Regions from separate parts of the Homo sapiens genome. Here region 2 is linked to region 1. A link is an interaction called in ENCODE POLR2A ChIA-PET data of the cell type or tissue named here. Cell type or tissue: endothelial cell of umbilical vein. All regions are shown on one strand. Links, peaks and the distances in the headings refer to the core of each region. The heading gives the core; the rest is flanking DNA.

What was found. ChIA-PET counts read pairs that join two places held together with the same protein. Peaks named below come from ENCODE experiments on the same cell type or tissue, not always from the same donor. Only the 100,000 strongest peaks of a DNase experiment are listed, where the experiment ranks them.
Region 2: POLR2A ChIA-PET joins it to region 1 with 5 read pairs; 2 of 35 experiments call an interaction of 5 or more read pairs at or near these places.

Annotation. Positions count from the first base shown.
Region 1 is chr9:18,275,607-18,284,036 of GRCh38, reverse strand. It overlaps a transcript of ADAMTSL1 not described here. Among named protein-coding and RNA genes, the nearest start is that of ADAMTSL1, 190 kb to the left of the region's middle. In endothelial cell of umbilical vein, for the core only: no CTCF peak of the experiment used is centred there; no DNase peak of the experiment used is centred there.
Region 2 is chr9:18,354,423-18,362,852 of GRCh38, reverse strand. LOC107986990 (a long non-coding RNA gene) reads right to left here. Exons shown (of 3, transcript XR_001746428.1): 2 at 671-1,982. It also overlaps a transcript of ADAMTSL1 not described here. Among named protein-coding and RNA genes, the nearest start is that of ADAMTSL1, 120 kb to the left of the region's middle. RefSeq lists an enhancer at 1-1,747. In endothelial cell of umbilical vein, for the core only: no CTCF peak of the experiment used is centred there; DNase peaks (open chromatin) are centred at 2,682, 3,282 and 4,282; H3K27ac peaks cover 3,524 bases.

The sequences.
Region 1 (8,430 bases), core at 1,071-6,070:
CTGGTCTCGAACTGCTGACTTCAGGTGATCTGCCCTCCTCGGCCTCCCAAAGTGCTGGGATTACAGGTGTGAGCCACCACACCCAGCCTTCTTCTTCTTCTTCTTCTTTTTTTTTTTTTTAGACGGAGTCTTGCTCTGTTGCCCAGGCTAGAGTGCAGTGGCACAATCTCAATCTCAGCTCACTGCAAGCTCCGCCTCCTGGGTTCATGCCATTCTCCTGCCTCAGCCTCCCGAGTAGCTGGGACTACAGGCGCCCGCCACCATGCCTGGCTAATTTTTTGTATTTTTAGTAGAGATGTGGTTTCACTGTGTTAGGCAGGATGGTCTCGATCTCCTGACCTCGTGATCTGCCTGCCTCAGTCTCCCAAAGTGCTAGGATTACAGGCTTGAGCCACTGCACCCAGCCTTTTTTTTTTTTTTTTTTTTTTTAAGATACAGTTTCTCATTCCTTCAACCACTGTGGTTTGCAGTGGTGCAATCATGGCTCACTGCAGCCTCAACTTCCCAGGCTCAAGCGAACTTCCTGCCACAGCCTCCCAAGTAGCTGTGACTACAGGTGTGTACCATCATACTCAGTTAACTTTTAAAATTTTCTATAGAGATGGGGCCTCACTATGTTGACCAGGTTGTTTTCAAAGTTCTGGGCTTAAGTGATCCTCCTGCCTTGGCCTCCCAAAGTGCTGGCATTACAGTCATGAACCACTACACCTGGTTAAAGATAGGTTTAAAGTAAAAGGATGGAAAAATACATCACGCAGAGGATGAGCATAAGACTGGAGAGATGATATTAATATCAGACAAAATAGATCTTAAGACAAAAATATTGCTAGAGAAAGAGAGGAGTATTTTATAATGATAAAGGATCAAAGATATACCAATTATAAGAGTATATAAACTTATGCACCTAACAACAAAGCAACCAAACAAATGAAGCAAAAATTAAGATTGAAAAGAAAATAGACACATCAAAAATTATAGTTGATTTCAATTCTCTTCTTTTAAACAACTGTTAGAAAAGGTAGACAAAAATTCAGAAAAGGTACAGAAGATTTAAAAACTATATAAACCACCAGAACTAACTGACATGTATAGAAAACTTCAGGTTAAAAACAAACACATATTCTTTTCTTTTCTTTTTTGAGACGGAGTTTCACTCTTGTTGCCCAGGCTGGAGTGCAATGGTGCAATCTTGGCTCACTGCAAACTCTGTCTCCCGGGTTCAAGCGATTCTCCTGCCTCAGCCTCCCCAGTAGCTGGGATTACAGGCCTGCGCTACCACAGCCGGCTAATTTTGTATTTTTAGTAGAGATGGGGTTTCTCCATGTTGGTCAGGCTGGTGTTGAATTCTGGACCTCAGGTGATCTGCCTGCATCTGTCTCCCAAAGTGCTAGGATTACAGGCGTGAGCCACTGCACCCGGCCACGTACTCTTTTCAAGTGCACATGGAATATTCACCAGCACAGACCATATTCTAAGCCATAAAGCAAGCCTGAATAAATTTTAAAGAGCTGAAATTTTATTTTTTAACCACAGCAGAATTTAAATAGAAATGAGTCATATAAATTAATCTGAGAAATTCCCACATATTGTTACAATTCAAAGTAACCCATGAATAGCAAACGAAAATAAATCATGATATAAAGAAGATACCTCCTGCACTTGTATGTTCATTGCAGCACTATTCACAATAGCAAAGTCATGGAACCAACATAATTGTCTATCGATAGTTGACTGGATACAGAAAATTTGATATATAGAAACCATGGAATACTATCCAGCCATAAAAAGAATGAAATCTTGTCCTTTGCAGCAACACGGATGGATCAGGTAGCCATTATACCAAGTGAACTAACACAGAAACAGAGAACCAACAATGGGTACACATGGACATAGAGATGGAAATAAGAGACACTGGGAAATCTAAAAGCGGGGGAAGGATTGAAAAATAACACGTTAGGTACGGTGTCCACTATTTGTGTAATGGGTACACTAGAAGCCCAATCCCCACCAGTATGCAATATACCCAGGTGAGGAAAATGTACAGGTACCTCCTGAATCTAAAATAAAATTAAATTAAAAAAATAAATAACCTACGGGTCAAAGAAGAAATAAGAAAATACATTGAATTGACTAAAAATGAAACAACAAATCAAAATTTGTAGAATGGGGCCAGGTGCAGTGGCTCATGCCTATAATCCCAGCACTTTTAGAGGCTGAGGTAGGAGGATCACTTGAGGCCAGGAGTTCAAGACCAGCCTGAGCAAAACAGGAAGACCCTGCTGTGGAGAAAAAGTTAAATATTAAATGTGAACTCAATTGAACATGGACACAAACAATGGTCCCGGAACAGGTTGTCTGAGCCCTTTGAGGCGTTCATCCAGTGTTGTTTCAGAGAAATCTCTATTTCAATCTATTCTTATACCTTAGTTACTGAAAAACAATAGACAATCGCAAAAATAAGTTGACCTTTTTGTGTTTCTTGAGCCCAGTCGCGAAGGGCCCTTGTGACTGGGTCTCATGCCAAACAACTTGTTACAAAAAGAGCTAGAGTCCTAGACTGTACCGAAGCTTCATGAGACCTCTCATCGTCTGTGCACGGATCAGTGGCTGACTCTGGAGCCCAGGTTGTTGCTTCCCAGTCTGGTGCTGAATTCTCCATAGTCTGGTGAGTGCGGTGTCTGACTCTGGAGCCCAGGCTCTTGCTTCCCAGTCTGGTGGTGAATCCTCCATAGTCTGGTGAGTGTAAATATATATATATATCTTTTCCCTTCTCCCCTTCCCATTGCAATTTGCTTATTATAGCATTTGTTTATTATATTAATTTGCTTATTATAGCATTTGCTTATTATATCATTTGCTTATTATATCTGCATTGCCATTTACATGGGATAAAGCTTGTTTACCCTTAAAGGTATTGTGTGTATGTGGGCCTTTTCTTCTCCCTTCATGCGTCTCCCACACAGAACACCTGTCTCTACAAGAAATGTTTAAAGATTAGTCAGGCGTAGAAGTGCACACCTGTGGTCCCAGCTACTCAGGAGGCTGAGGCGGAAGGATCACTTGAATCTAGGAGTTCAAGGCTACAGTGAGCTATGATCATGCCACCGCACTTCAGTCTGGGTGACAGAGTGAGACCTTGTCTCAGGAAAAAAAAAAAAAAAAAGCGGAATGCAGCTAAAGCAGTAACTATGGGGAGATTTAGAGCCTTAAATATTTGTCTCAGAAAATCTTAAGGAATCCAAAGGAAAGCTACTGGAACAATTAAGTGAATTTAGCAAAATCATAGGGTACAAGGTTAAAAGACAAGTCACTTATATTTCTACGTAACTAATATCAATTTTACAAGGAAATTTTAAAATTTATTTATAATGCCAAATAATTAAAAACCTTAACACATGTGACAAATAATGTACAAAACTCGAGCACTTAAATCTGCAAAAAAATCATTTCTCAGATAAATTAAAGAAGGCTTAACCTCCTACTCTGCCAAAATAGTGAGGCACACCATGTTCACAAAGTGGAAGACTCAATGTTGTTCAAATGGCAATTCTTGCCAAACTGATCTACAGATACATCACAGTCAATAAAAGCTCCAGTAGGATTAAAAAGAAAGTTGCTTTTTTTTTTTTTTTGAGAGATAAACAAGCTGATTAAAATTTACATGGATAGCTCCAGGTTCCAGGCCTACCCCAGTGCCAAGCCACCCCCTTAGGCCCTAGGTTCCAGGTCAGCATCAAGTTTCAGGCCTGACCAAGGCCAAGCAAGCCCCTGCAGCCCTAAACTTCAGGCCAGCACCCATGGACCCAGCATTCAGACCCACCCCAGCATCAGACTGGCACCAGTGGAGACCAGGCTCCAGACCAGCCACCTCAGATACATTTTCCAAGCACACCTGGTACCTAGCCAGGTCCCATGGACCCAGGCTCCAGACTACTGGCTCCAATACCCTCACGCTTCAAAAAAACTAGGGTTCAAGCCTACTTCAGCAGACCTTGAGTCCAGGCCTATCTAGTGGACCCCAGTGACAGGTCAGGCCCCATGGAACAAGGTTCCAGATTGCCCCAAAAGGCATAGGCTCTAGGCAAGCACGTGGATTGAGGACCTAGGTCTGTTCTTATAATCCACCTCCAGGCCCACCCCAGCACCAGGCTGGTCCTGGTGGCCCCGGGATCCAGGCTAACACCCACAGACCCAGGCTCCAGGCTGGCCCACCCTAGTGCCAGGCTGGCACCTGTGAGCCCCACAAGATGGCCTGCCAAGAAACTATGGAATCTGCGAATACTGCATTTTTAATTCACATTTGGTTAAAGAAAAAAAATCTGTGTAGATGGAACTGCATAGTTCAAACATGTTGTTCAAGGGTCAGCTGTATTTTGAATTATCTAAGTTGTGGATTTCTGTTTCTTAAGGTCCAGTTACTAGTGACTTATTTTTTCACTTTGGTGGTGTCATGTTTCCCCGATTGGTGAAGGGTTTTCCCTGACAAATCCAGTCTGAAAAGAATAGAAGAAGTGCCTGCTTTTTCAAATGAACAGACACAAAAGCAAGGTCAGAGGATCACAGATAATCAGGGAAACATGACCCCACCAAAGTGAAAAAATAAATCACTAGTAACTGACCCTTAAGAAATAGACATCCACAAACTTAGATAATTCAAAATACAGCTGATCCTTGAACAACACATTTTAACTCTGTGGGTCCACCTGCACAGATTTTTTTTTTAAAACCAAATATGAATAAAACATGTAGTATTCACAGGAAATGAAACCTGTGTATACAGAGGGCTGACTTTTATACATGTAGGTTCTGCAGGGCTGACTAGGATTATATTATGAATGAATTTTGGTATATGTGGGCAGTTCTGGAACCAATTCCTCATGTATACTGAGGGACAACTGTAAACATCCTAAGGAAGCTCAGTGAGCTACAGGAGAACACAGATATACAAGTGAATGAAATTAGGAGGGCTATGCATAAACAAAAGAAGACATTCAATAAAGAGGGAGAAATCATAAAAAGAACCAAACAAAAATTCTAGCACTACATAACACAATGCCTCAACTGCAAAGTTTTATGAAGAGCTTTAACAGCAGACTTGATGAAACAGAAGAAAAAAAAACCAGTGAGCTCAAAGACAGGTCATTTGAAATTACCCAGTCAGAGGAATAAAAAGGGAAAAAAGAGAGAAAGAAAAAGAATGAAGAAAGCCTAGAGAACTTATGAGACACCACTAAGCAAGTCAAAATTTGCATGAGACTCCCAGGAGAATCAGCAAAAAAGGAAAGTGGAAGAAAGCTTATTTAAAGAAATAATGACAGAAAATATCCCAAGTCTGAAGTGGAAAATAAACATCCAGATCTATGAAGCCCAAAAGAACTCAAATAGATTAATTATAAAAAGATCTTCCCTGAAACAGAGTATAATTAAATACCCAAAAGACAAAGACAACGAGAGAATTTGGAAAGTAGCAAGAGCAAAGCAACTAGTCACATGTAAGGGACTCTCCATAAGACTATCAGTGGATTTTTCAGCTGAAACATTGGTGCCCAGGAGAGAGTAGGGTGATGTAGTCAAAGTGCTGAAAGAAAAAAAATAACTGCCAACCAACAATACTGTACCAGGCAAGGCTATTCTTTAGAAACAAAAGAGAGATGAAGACTTTCCTAGACAAACAAAAGCTGTGGAAGTTCATTACCTCTAGACCTGCTGTACCAGAAATGCTAAAGGGAATTATTCAAGTTAAAACGAAACAATGCTACTTAACAATATGAAACACATGAAAGTATAAAAACCACTATAAACATCAAAAGTCAAATTCAGAATACTTTAATACCATAATGGTAGTGCATAAATACCTTTTGATTCTTATAAAAGTTTAATGATAAAGTATTAAAAATAACTATAAAATAGTTTCCTAATGAATACACAATATATAAAAGATGAAAATTGCAGCACTAATAACATAAAATGTAGGGGAAGAATAATTAAAGTGGAGAGTTTTTATATGAAGTTGAAGTAATTATCAGTTCAACATAGACTATTGTAAGATATTTTATGTAAGCTTCACGATAATGACACAGATAGTAAATACAAAAAAGATAAAGAAATTAAACCATTCCACTACAAAAAAAATCATCAAAATCACAAAGGAAGACAACAAGAGAGGAATAATAGAATAAATTACTTGTTCCTTCAGAAATAAGTAGCAGTCAGAAAACAATTACCACACTGGCAGTAGTAAGTCTTTACCTATCAGCAATTATTTAAATTGTAAATAGATTAAATTCTCCAGTGAAAAGACATAGGATGACTGAAAGGACTGAAAAAAGTTCTAACTGTATTTTGCCTACAAGAGACTCACTTTAGCTTTACAGTCACACATAGCTGAAAGAGTAGGGATAGAAAGAAACAGCCCATGTAACTGGTAACAAAAAGAGAGCAGAGGTGGCTAAACTTACATGAGACAAAATAGGCTTTAAGTTAAAAACTATCACAAACAACATAGAAGGTCATTATATAATGATAAAGAAGTCAACTCATCAAGACAATATAAAAACCATAAATATATGTTCCCAGTAGAGGAGTATTTAATATATATGTTCCCAGTACAGGAGCATTTAAATATATAAACCAAATATTATTAACAGAACTGAAGGGAGAAATAGACAGCAATACAATATTAATAGGGGACTTTAACATGGCATGTTAAATAATGGATAGATCATCCAGACAGAAAATCAACAAGGAAACTGTGGACTTGAACAACACTTTAGACCAAAGGGACTTAACACACATATGCAGAATATTGCATCCAACAGCAGCAGAATACATATTATTTTCAAGTGAACAAAGAACATTATGCAGGATAGATCATATGTGAAGTCACAAAACAAGTCTCAAATGTAAGAAGATGAAAATCATATCAAGTATCTTTTCTAGCCACTATAGTATGAAACTAGAAACAAATAACAAGAGAAATCTTGGAAAATTCACAAATACATTGAAATCAAACATGTTCTTGAATAGCCAATCGGTCAAAGAAGAAATTAAAAGGGAAATTTAAAAATCTTGAGACCAACAAAACTGGATGCAGCATACACATTGATATGGTTTGGATGTTTTATCCCTTCCAAATCTCATGTTGAAATGTGACCTCCAGTGTTGGAGGTGGGCCTAGTGAGAGGAGTTTGGGTCCTGGGGGTGGGTCTTCCATGAATAGCTTGGTGCTATTCTCACCATAATGAGTGAGTTCTCACTTTATTAGTTCATGCCAGATCTGGCTGTTTAAAATAACTTGGCACCTCTTACCTCCTCTCTTGCTCCTGTTCTCATCATGTGATATACACCACCTCCTCCCCCTTTGCCTTCTGCCCTGATTGTAAGCTTCCTGAAGACCTCACCAGAAGCAGGTGCTGGCAGCACGCTTCTTGTACAGCCTGCAGAACTGTGAGCCAAAATAAACCTCTCATCTTGCTAAATTAGCAAGCCTCAGGTATTCCCTTATAGAGATGCAAAATGGAATAACACACATGTTAATTTGAAATATATGAGAGACCCAAACCTAACAGCTGAAACTATAAAACTTTGAGAAGAAAATGGGAAAATCTTAGAGAACTTGAGTTAGGCAAAGTTTTCATAGGACACATAGTAAATAAACCATAAATGAAAATATATACATTGCACTTCATAAAACTTAAAAGTTTTGCTGATCAAAAATACCATTAATAATATGGAATGGGAAGCAACACGTTAGTATAAAACATTTGCTAAACATATATCTGACAAAGAACTCTTTTCTAAAATATTTAATGAAGCCGTTCAACTTAATAATAAAAAGACAAACACCCAATAAAAAAGGGGCAGGGGTGATAGGTCTGAAAAAACAACTCATTAAAAAAAATATACAAATGGCAAATAAGCACAGTTGGGTATCAGTACACAACCACTGGGATAACTAAAGACTTTTGGTGGCTAAACCTGTATCAGATAAAATAGACTTTAAGTAAGAAACTTTCAGAAGAGACACTTGTAGGGAAACCAGAACCCTCATATATTGCTGGTGGAAATGCAAGATGGCACATCCACTTTTGAAAAGAGTTTGGCAGTTCCATATAAATTTGAACATGCATTTATCATAGGAGCCTACAATCCTACCCTGAGGTAGGATTTACCCAAGAGAAGTAGAAACACGCCTACATAAAGACCTGCACACAAGTATGTAATAACAGTTTTATTAATAATAGTCTCAAACTGGAAATAGCCCCAAATGTCTATGACTCACTAAAGGATTAACAAATTCTGGTACATCTAAACAATGAAATACTACTCAGCAATACGAAGGAATAGACTACTGATACATTAAAGATGACAGATGGCCCTCAAAAACATGCTATGTGAAACAATTTAGACGTAATACATTATATATTATCT
Region 2 (8,430 bases), core at 1,119-6,118, 79 kb before region 1:
AATTATTGATAATGCAATCAGCAGAGGCTATTTTAGGTTTTGCCTAACTAACAGCAAACTCTAGTCTCAGTATTCCAGTTAATAACCAGAATACTGGTTAAATTAGACACTGATGAAAGACTCATTCAGAGAAGGAAATCTTGATTTATCAATTAGCACCTCTCACAGACTGGCTTTACCTTGCTACCCAGACCTAGAAAATGCATGACATTTGATGGTGCTTCACGGTCCGATCTCTGATTATGGATTATATGTTTTGGAATCTATACATTTCATCTTATGCAGAGTGAACTGCCAGCAAAATGCCAGCTCCTTAAGAACTAGAACACAAAGCAAGGAACACTCAGCTATTCAATATACTTCTCTCCAAATAATTAAAACAAACCCAAGTTGAATATATGGAATGTAAGAAGAATGGACCATGGAAAGTAAGTTAATTGCTAAAATTTTCATTTCCTGAGTTGGCCTATGTTCAATCAAACAATTATTCTGCATTACTGCAATACTAGACATATGTGATATTTCTAGAGATTCCTAATATATTTGTTCCAACATATTAGGCACTTCATCAGGTCTGAGTTTTTTTTCCAACTACGTTCTAAACTGCTTTTGCATTCTGCTCTATATTCCAGTGTTAGGTGAGAACAAAATTGTATGGATCTTAACTCACCTGTTCCAGTTTTAGCTGGGAGAGAATCTATGTGCCCACTGGTGTCAGAACTGTCATCTTCTGTTTGAATGAAGAACCTTACAGTGAGAAATTTCAAATGGTAAACACAACTAATGTTCAGTACCCACATATTCCTAGATTCTTTGTGCTTGACAACACTTCTACCCCATCCCTTTCCATATGTAACACAACCTTGACCTAAGAGAACTGCTCCCTCTAGGCACAAGAAGTATTTTATGCTCCCCTTCTGTCCCAAACAGAGGGCCTCTACTAAGCAGGGATTGGAAGTTGTGCCAAATTGCACATAATTGTGCGTGATGAATTTGTAATGCAGGCTAAAACTTGCTGGAAACTCAGCTGAGACCACCAAATTCATTTAGTTGGGTTTGGTTGGAGGCCAATCCTTTATTCACTAAGCTACAAAGTCTCCGGAGATTTTTATTTGCTCACAAAAATATCTGAATCCAGCACTAGAGTCTTTCTCTGCATGAAAACTAAATTAGTGTGGTGTTGCTTCTCATAGTTCTGCTCCTTCAAGTACTCTAGGGGATTAAAAGCTGGAAAAAAAGAAGTGGCTTCGGAGTGTAACACAAACAACTCTAGATGCTGAAAATATAATTTCCCTATTGTTTGCTTTAAGGCACAACACATCATTAAGTTCAAAGTCATTTAAATGCAAGAACCTACGATTTCCCCCCAAAGCCTGCAGCCATAAAGACATTTATCACAAAACAACTTCTAATTTCAAAAGGAATCATATAAGTATTAGATTTAATGTTCAATGACAAAACTGTTGTTGAAAATCGAGAATATACCAAGTGAAATACACTAAAAAGAAATACATCAACATTTTAATAGTGGTTATTTTAGGAGTTGAATAATTATAGATGATTCCTCTGTTCTTTTCTTTATTTTCCAAATTTTCTATAATGTGACTTTAATGCTCCTTATAATCGAAAAATACACTTATTGGAAAAGAACCCTAGATACATTACAGATGGTTTTGTTTTTTCTCATGCTATTCACATACTGCTGTAAAATGTAAACCTGTCGACAGTACAACTCATGGAGGCACCCACATTCGGGGGAAAACAATACCATCTTGTATTTTATAAAACTCCTGCATTCCAACGGGCTCAAAACACATTTAACAAGCTTCATTTCATGATTCTAATCACCATTTTTCTGAGATACATTTCTTACCAATTGTTAACTCCTGAGATTTACTCAGATTGAGATTTGTTCATTTATTTGGCGGCAGGGAAAGCAGGAGATGGGAAACTTAAAAATGGTTGTTTTGGAGTCCATTTTTCTGGGGGAAAATGAAAAGTTTAGGATTATGCTCAAGACATCCTAGTCACAGAACACAAGAAGAGAGACCCCTGTCAATGAAATCCATGTATTAATTGGTGGGCACTGGAGTGATTTTTCATGTTAGATGTTAAAATTTCAAAAACATATTCATTAAGTGCAGTGTTTCTCAATAGGAGTGCTACTGACATCTGCCACAGGACAATTCTTTGTCATGTGCAACTGCCCCACTTTGAAGAGTGTTAATGTCTCTGTTCCCATAACCAGTAACAGCCTCCCCTCAGTCACTGGGGAAATAAAAAATCTTTTATTTACAGTTGCCTCTATTTGGTCATCATTCATTTAGGGTATCTCACCTCTTTACCCCAAAGCATGAAGTCGTACCAATGTTAATACCATTTTATGGAAGAGGGCACTGAAGCTCAGAGAGTTCAAAAATCTTGCCCAGAATCTTACACCTAGCAAATGACAGAACCAGAACTGGAGCCCAGTTTTCTGACTTCCTGCAATCCAGTGCACTGAAACCATGACAGGACTCCTAGGTTGTCTGTTTCCCTTCAACATGTTTTTGTGTAGCTCGTAGATCATGTGTCTTCAAGTTACTATTCCTTTATCTTTGCTTTCAATTCAATTCAACTCAATCTGGAGTTAAAGTGATTGAGATAAAGAGACAGAGGCAGCTGCTTGGGGATCAGAGGACAGAGCATAACCTAAGAAAGCTACACCAGACACAGGAACCTTCTGTAAATAGGCAGGACCTAGGAAACCACATCTGACTTCCCCTCACTGTGAGCAACAGCAATAATACAATTACTATATATTGAGCACTAATCAAGTGCCAAGTACTTTGCTAGATGTTTTAATCTCTAATCTGCACAATAATTATGGAGGGTTAACATTATTATTAGTATTATTGCCATAGAGCTGAGGACACTGATGAGGCTCAGAGTGGTTAAATAACTTTTTCAAAGTTACTTAACAAGACTTGAGTCCAAGGTATCAAATGTCAAAGCAGGGGTGGGGCATTTTGTGTGGGCGGGGGGGCGGGTGGGGAGGTGGGGCATTAACCCTGCTGAATGGGGACTTCTAGGGTAATGCCAACACTTTAATAAGGAACACCCTTAGAAAAGTTAAAAATAATATGAATCAGGCTGTATACATATCTTACATGATCAAAATGGGTGAAGGCTTACAAAAGATGGAAAAAGATCTGAAAACACAATCTTGGTGCAGAAGAAAGCAGTCATTTCCTTAATGGGAATTACTGTAATTTTCTACAGCAGACATTCAGAGTCATATCCGAATGGGAAGCTATGAACACTGGCAAGGACCTTGATTCAAATATCTTCCTGGTGAGTAAAGAAACCACCATTAGTAACCATCTTTTGGGTCAAACATTGTCCTCACTTTGTTCTCCTTTAATGTGGAACTACTTCTGGGAAAAGAATCACATTGTTAAACTGTAAGTCCCTGGTGAAAGATTTAATTTGTGTAACCTTTTCTCAAAGATGATTGGTGCCAAACATTCTTAGGACAGCATCGGATTCTGGGGGCAGAAGAATGGAAAAGATGGGGGCAGAAGAATGGAAAAGATGGAGGCTGAAGGGATCCAAAAGGGCCCCGATAGAGGGAAGGGGATATCTTTATACACAAAACTCCTTAATAAGTAAGTGCAGGACCAGAGCTTATTTTGTACTAAAAAAGTCACTTCAGCCCAGCATGTGCATGCATATATGTTTGCCTGTATGTTATATAATTGCATATAATTATTATTGAGTTAACTTTACCTAAATTACTGGATAAGAGCATGGCAGTATATCTGCTTGTAGCATGCATTCTAAAAAGAGAAGAGTGTTCAAACTGTTTGAAGTCACTGAAATTTAAGACACTCCCAACCCCTACCCCACCCTCCATGACTCTGAATGTCTGCTATAGAAAATTACAATAATCGCTACTAGTTAGCATGTGATATTGGGAAGCAAATTCTTAATGGTCCTAATTGAAAATGTAAGTTCACACAAAACCCTGTGCACAAATGTTCATAGCAGCATTATTAATAAGAGCCAAGATAAGGAAATAATCCAAATGTCTATCAAACAATGAATGGAAAAACAAATATGGCATATGCATAAAATAGAACACTATTTAGGCATAAAAAGGAATGCAGTATGGATACATGCAATACCATGGATGAAGCTTTAAAACATTGTGTTAAATTTAAAAAGCCAGACACAAAAGGCCACATATCACATGATTACATTTATATAATATGTCTAGAATGGGCAGACTCATAGAGACAGAAAGTTGATTAGTCATTTCCAGGGGATAAGGGTTGGGGAAGAATTGAGAGTGACTGCTGCTTAATGGGTATGAGATTTCTCTTTGGAATAATGGAAACATTCTGGAATTAGTGGTTATGGTTGCACAACATCGTGAATATCGTAAAATAACTAAATTTTATACTTTAAAATAATGAGTTTTATGTTATATGGATTTTATCTCTATAAAAAAATGCAAAAATGTTCTTAATGGTCTTACTTTTCCCACAAAAGGAAGGAGCAAAGAACAGAAAAATAATTGACTCCAACTATCATTTCCTCCATATAGTTCAATATGTGGGGAAATAGATCTGAAGTTAACTAGCATTCATTAAGCTCTCCCTTATTCCAGGCACTGTTATGTACCTAATATATTTCTCACTTAATTTTCACAACTGTAAGTATATACTGGTATTCTAAATGTGCAGATGAGAAAACTGATTAACTGACTTGACCAAAGTAACATGTCTAAGTCACCGGAACAGCCAGGATTTGAACTATTTAGGTCTATTTGGTCCAAAGCCTAATGCTCTCATTCACTATTCAATACAGCCTCCTTGGAAAATAGGGTGAGAAGGAGCTTTAGACTGAACAACAACAAAGTAAAATATATTCTTTGGAGTCTAATCCATTATGGGGCAGTGGGGGTAGGGATATGCAGAGAGCTGGACAGGGTAGAGAATGTTTCAGGTCTAAAACGATAGCAGTATCATTCTAGCAGAATAATAAATATAGAGATGGAGGCTGCATAATTGTAAATGACAGGTCTTCATTTTCATGTTTTCCAATTCTAGGTTATGGAAAAACAAATGAAATATATATTATACCTTGTAGCTGGCAATACTTAGACTATTGAGCTTTTGGCACTATATTTGACTATACTTAAGAACAAATACATACAACTAAAGAATACAATTCAGATAAAGAAAGAGGAACTAGATTCAGATTCTGAAATATTATCCTTATGCAAACTTGAGATAGTGAAAAAAAAATCTAGCAATGCTTAAGCTAATCTCTGCTTGCAAAATACTCACCAAAGAACCCTAGGAAGCATTTGAAGTATTCCTCTGGTTAAAAAGACTCTGATCTAGAACTCCCTGCCCTCTAGGAATCTATGCCACAGAGGAATTCAATCCTCATCCTTTTTCATGTTCTGCTGAAGTGAAACGGAACATATTAATAGTGCTTCTACCAAAGGGATTACCAATTGTTGGACCTCAACATATATTTAATTAAAGCTCCTAATCAAAATGTTCAGTTTTCTTTTTTTCAACAGGATTATTTTGAGCTAATTGAAAAAAAATACTTTGCTTGGGGTGGCCCTACTTACAATTTTAACCAAGAGCCTCCAGAGGAGGTTTCTGATTAGGGCATATACTCTAGAGTCCTTTCTATTAAAAAGCATTAACTTACACATTTCAGGCATCCAATAACTTTTGCAAATTTGAAAAAAAGATGTCCCAGTATGGCTGATATGTGTGTGTAGGCTTTAGAGATGGGTGGCAGTGACAAATTTGAGGCCTCCCAGCTTTGACAGTATTCTTTAATACGTATTCAAAGGATTCCATGTACACATTACTAAGAAATTGTTATAGGAATCAGCCAGGACAAGTTGTACTAGGAGTGATGGACTTTAAACTCAGCATAGATAGATCTCAGCACAGATGTCTACATGTGTGTGGTATGTGAAAAGTTTTCTGCTTCTTAGAACATGAATTAATGGACAATAGCACTTTCTTTTTCTATGAAGCTAGTCAGCAGTTTGTTCTAAATCTTCATTTACTTAGATTCATTCTTGTTACCATATCTCTCTGATCATGGAGCTTTTCCCTTGCATCCTGACTTTGGTTATATGTCAATTTTATTGATTCATTTTAATACCTTCTAGAAAGTAGTGCAAAATGAAGTAGGAAAGTTGTGTGTGTGTGTGTGTGTGTGTGTGTGTGTGTTTTATTGTGTATTGAGTAGCTGCATAAAATTTTTTAGGCTGCAGATGATAGCCTTTTTTTTTTTTTTTTTTTTTTTTAAAGACAGGGTCTCACTGTGTCCCCCAAGCTGGATACACTAGCACAATCATAGCTCACTGAAGCCTTGAACTTCTAGGTTCAATTGACCTTCCTGCCTTAGCATCCCAAGTAGTGAGGACTATAGGCCTGTGCCACTGGCAGCAAGAGGAGGCAGCCAAATGCTTAGGCAGACAGGGGCGGGTCCCTGGTGAAACCCCACCATCAAGCCAAAAACAGCCCGAAGCCTGAAAGAACAGCCTGCTGGTCCTGGATGAAACCTGCAAGCCAAACTGTGAACTTCTGCTCCCATTTGCCTGCCCTTCCCCTATTCTGGGCCCAGAAAAAGCCCCAGAACTCAGCCACATTGAGGGGATGTTCCTGCCTTTGGGTAGGGAGACACCCCCATGTCCCCCATCCACTGAAAGCTGTTTTAATCACTCAGTAAAACTACCCGCCTTGCTCACTCTTAGATTGTCAGTGCATCTTCATTCTTCTTGGGCACAGGACAAGAACTTGGGAACCACTGCTCAAGTCAGACACAGCCCAGGTGGGCCAAGTGGGTGGGCCATCTCCTGCAGCAGGTAGCACAGCCAAGCAAGGCCCAGGCAGGGCGTCACTGGCTGCAGGTCCCCAGCTTGCAAAGTAACTTAGAAGAAAATCCTGTGCTACCACCATGCCTGGTTAATTAACAGTATATATATTTTGTAGACACAGGGTCTTGTTGTGTTGCCTAGGCTGGCCTCGAACTCCTAGCTTCAAGCAGTCCTCCCACCTTGGCCTCCCAAAGTGCTAGGATTAGAGATGTGAGCCACCATGCCTGGCCAGCATTTTTTAATTTTTTAATTTTTTTAGTAAGAAGCATTACTTGGTGTATTTAGGGAAAGTTAAAGAAACTAAGATTAATCTAAACAACCCTTTTAACATTCCCTTTGGGGAATATTCATGGACTAGTCTGAAACAGAATGGAGTTTTAGATACTATATGTATTTTTATCAATGTCTTTCATTAACACTATAGAAATACATCAAAATGGCTTTAGAAACTTCTCATTTGAAAAGGGCTTATACAATTTTAAGAATCCTTGCTATGGAATGACAACTGAGAGGGATGAAAATATCACCTCCAATCTTTGAGTCAGCTTAATATTCTGCTGATACTCCTAAAATACACATACTTTATATAACAAAAAGCTAAGGCTACATGTAGCCTACTTTAGACTTGTTATAAAAAATTTAAATATATATACTTTATATTACAGCTTTCCACCATTAAAGAATTTCTTCTAGAGTTTGAAGGACCTTCAAATAACTGGTATTGGTTCATTTTATAGTACTGCCTGAGAAAGGGAGAACAGTGATACCATTCTACAAAGAGATGCAGTATCAAAAAGGTGAAACAGCAGGATTCAGGGACCTCCTCAGTGAGGGTCTCCCAGGTGTAGATTCTAAACTAGGGATTTCCAAATCTGCTCTTGCTGGGGCTCCCTGGAACTCAGCATGAAGGACAGAGGGGCAATATTAAGGTGCTTTGTCAATTTTCTTAGTCTGTTTGTTTGTTTGTTTGTTTGTTTATTTATAGAGATGGAGTCTTGCTTTGTCGCCCAGGCTGGAGTGCATTGGCACAATCTTGGCTCACTGCAACCTCTGCTTCCCAGGTCCAAGCAATTATCCTGCCTCGGCTTCCCAAGTACCTGGGACTACAGGCGTGCACCACCATGTCCAGCTAATTTTTCTATTTTTCAGTAGAGATGGGGTTTCACTATACGTTGGCCAGACTGGTCTCAAACTCCTGACCTCAGTTGATCCACCAACTTCAGCCTTCCAAAGTGCTGGGACTACAGGTGTGAGCCACCACGCCTGACCCAGATATTTATTTTTAAGTCATCATAACCACATTAGACACACACCACTCTCCCACCTTTAACCACTGTGTTGCCTACTGTCTGCACTGGCATCAATTTGCACCTTCCAGATTCCTCTTCAAAAGTGAACAGAGGAAGGGATAATGAAATCTTCATTATTACTACATGTCAGTGATCTCATTGTGTCAGGAGAAATGGATTCTCAATTCAAATAAAAAGAAGTGACATCCAACGTAACAGCAAAGTTTATGAATTACACTCCAT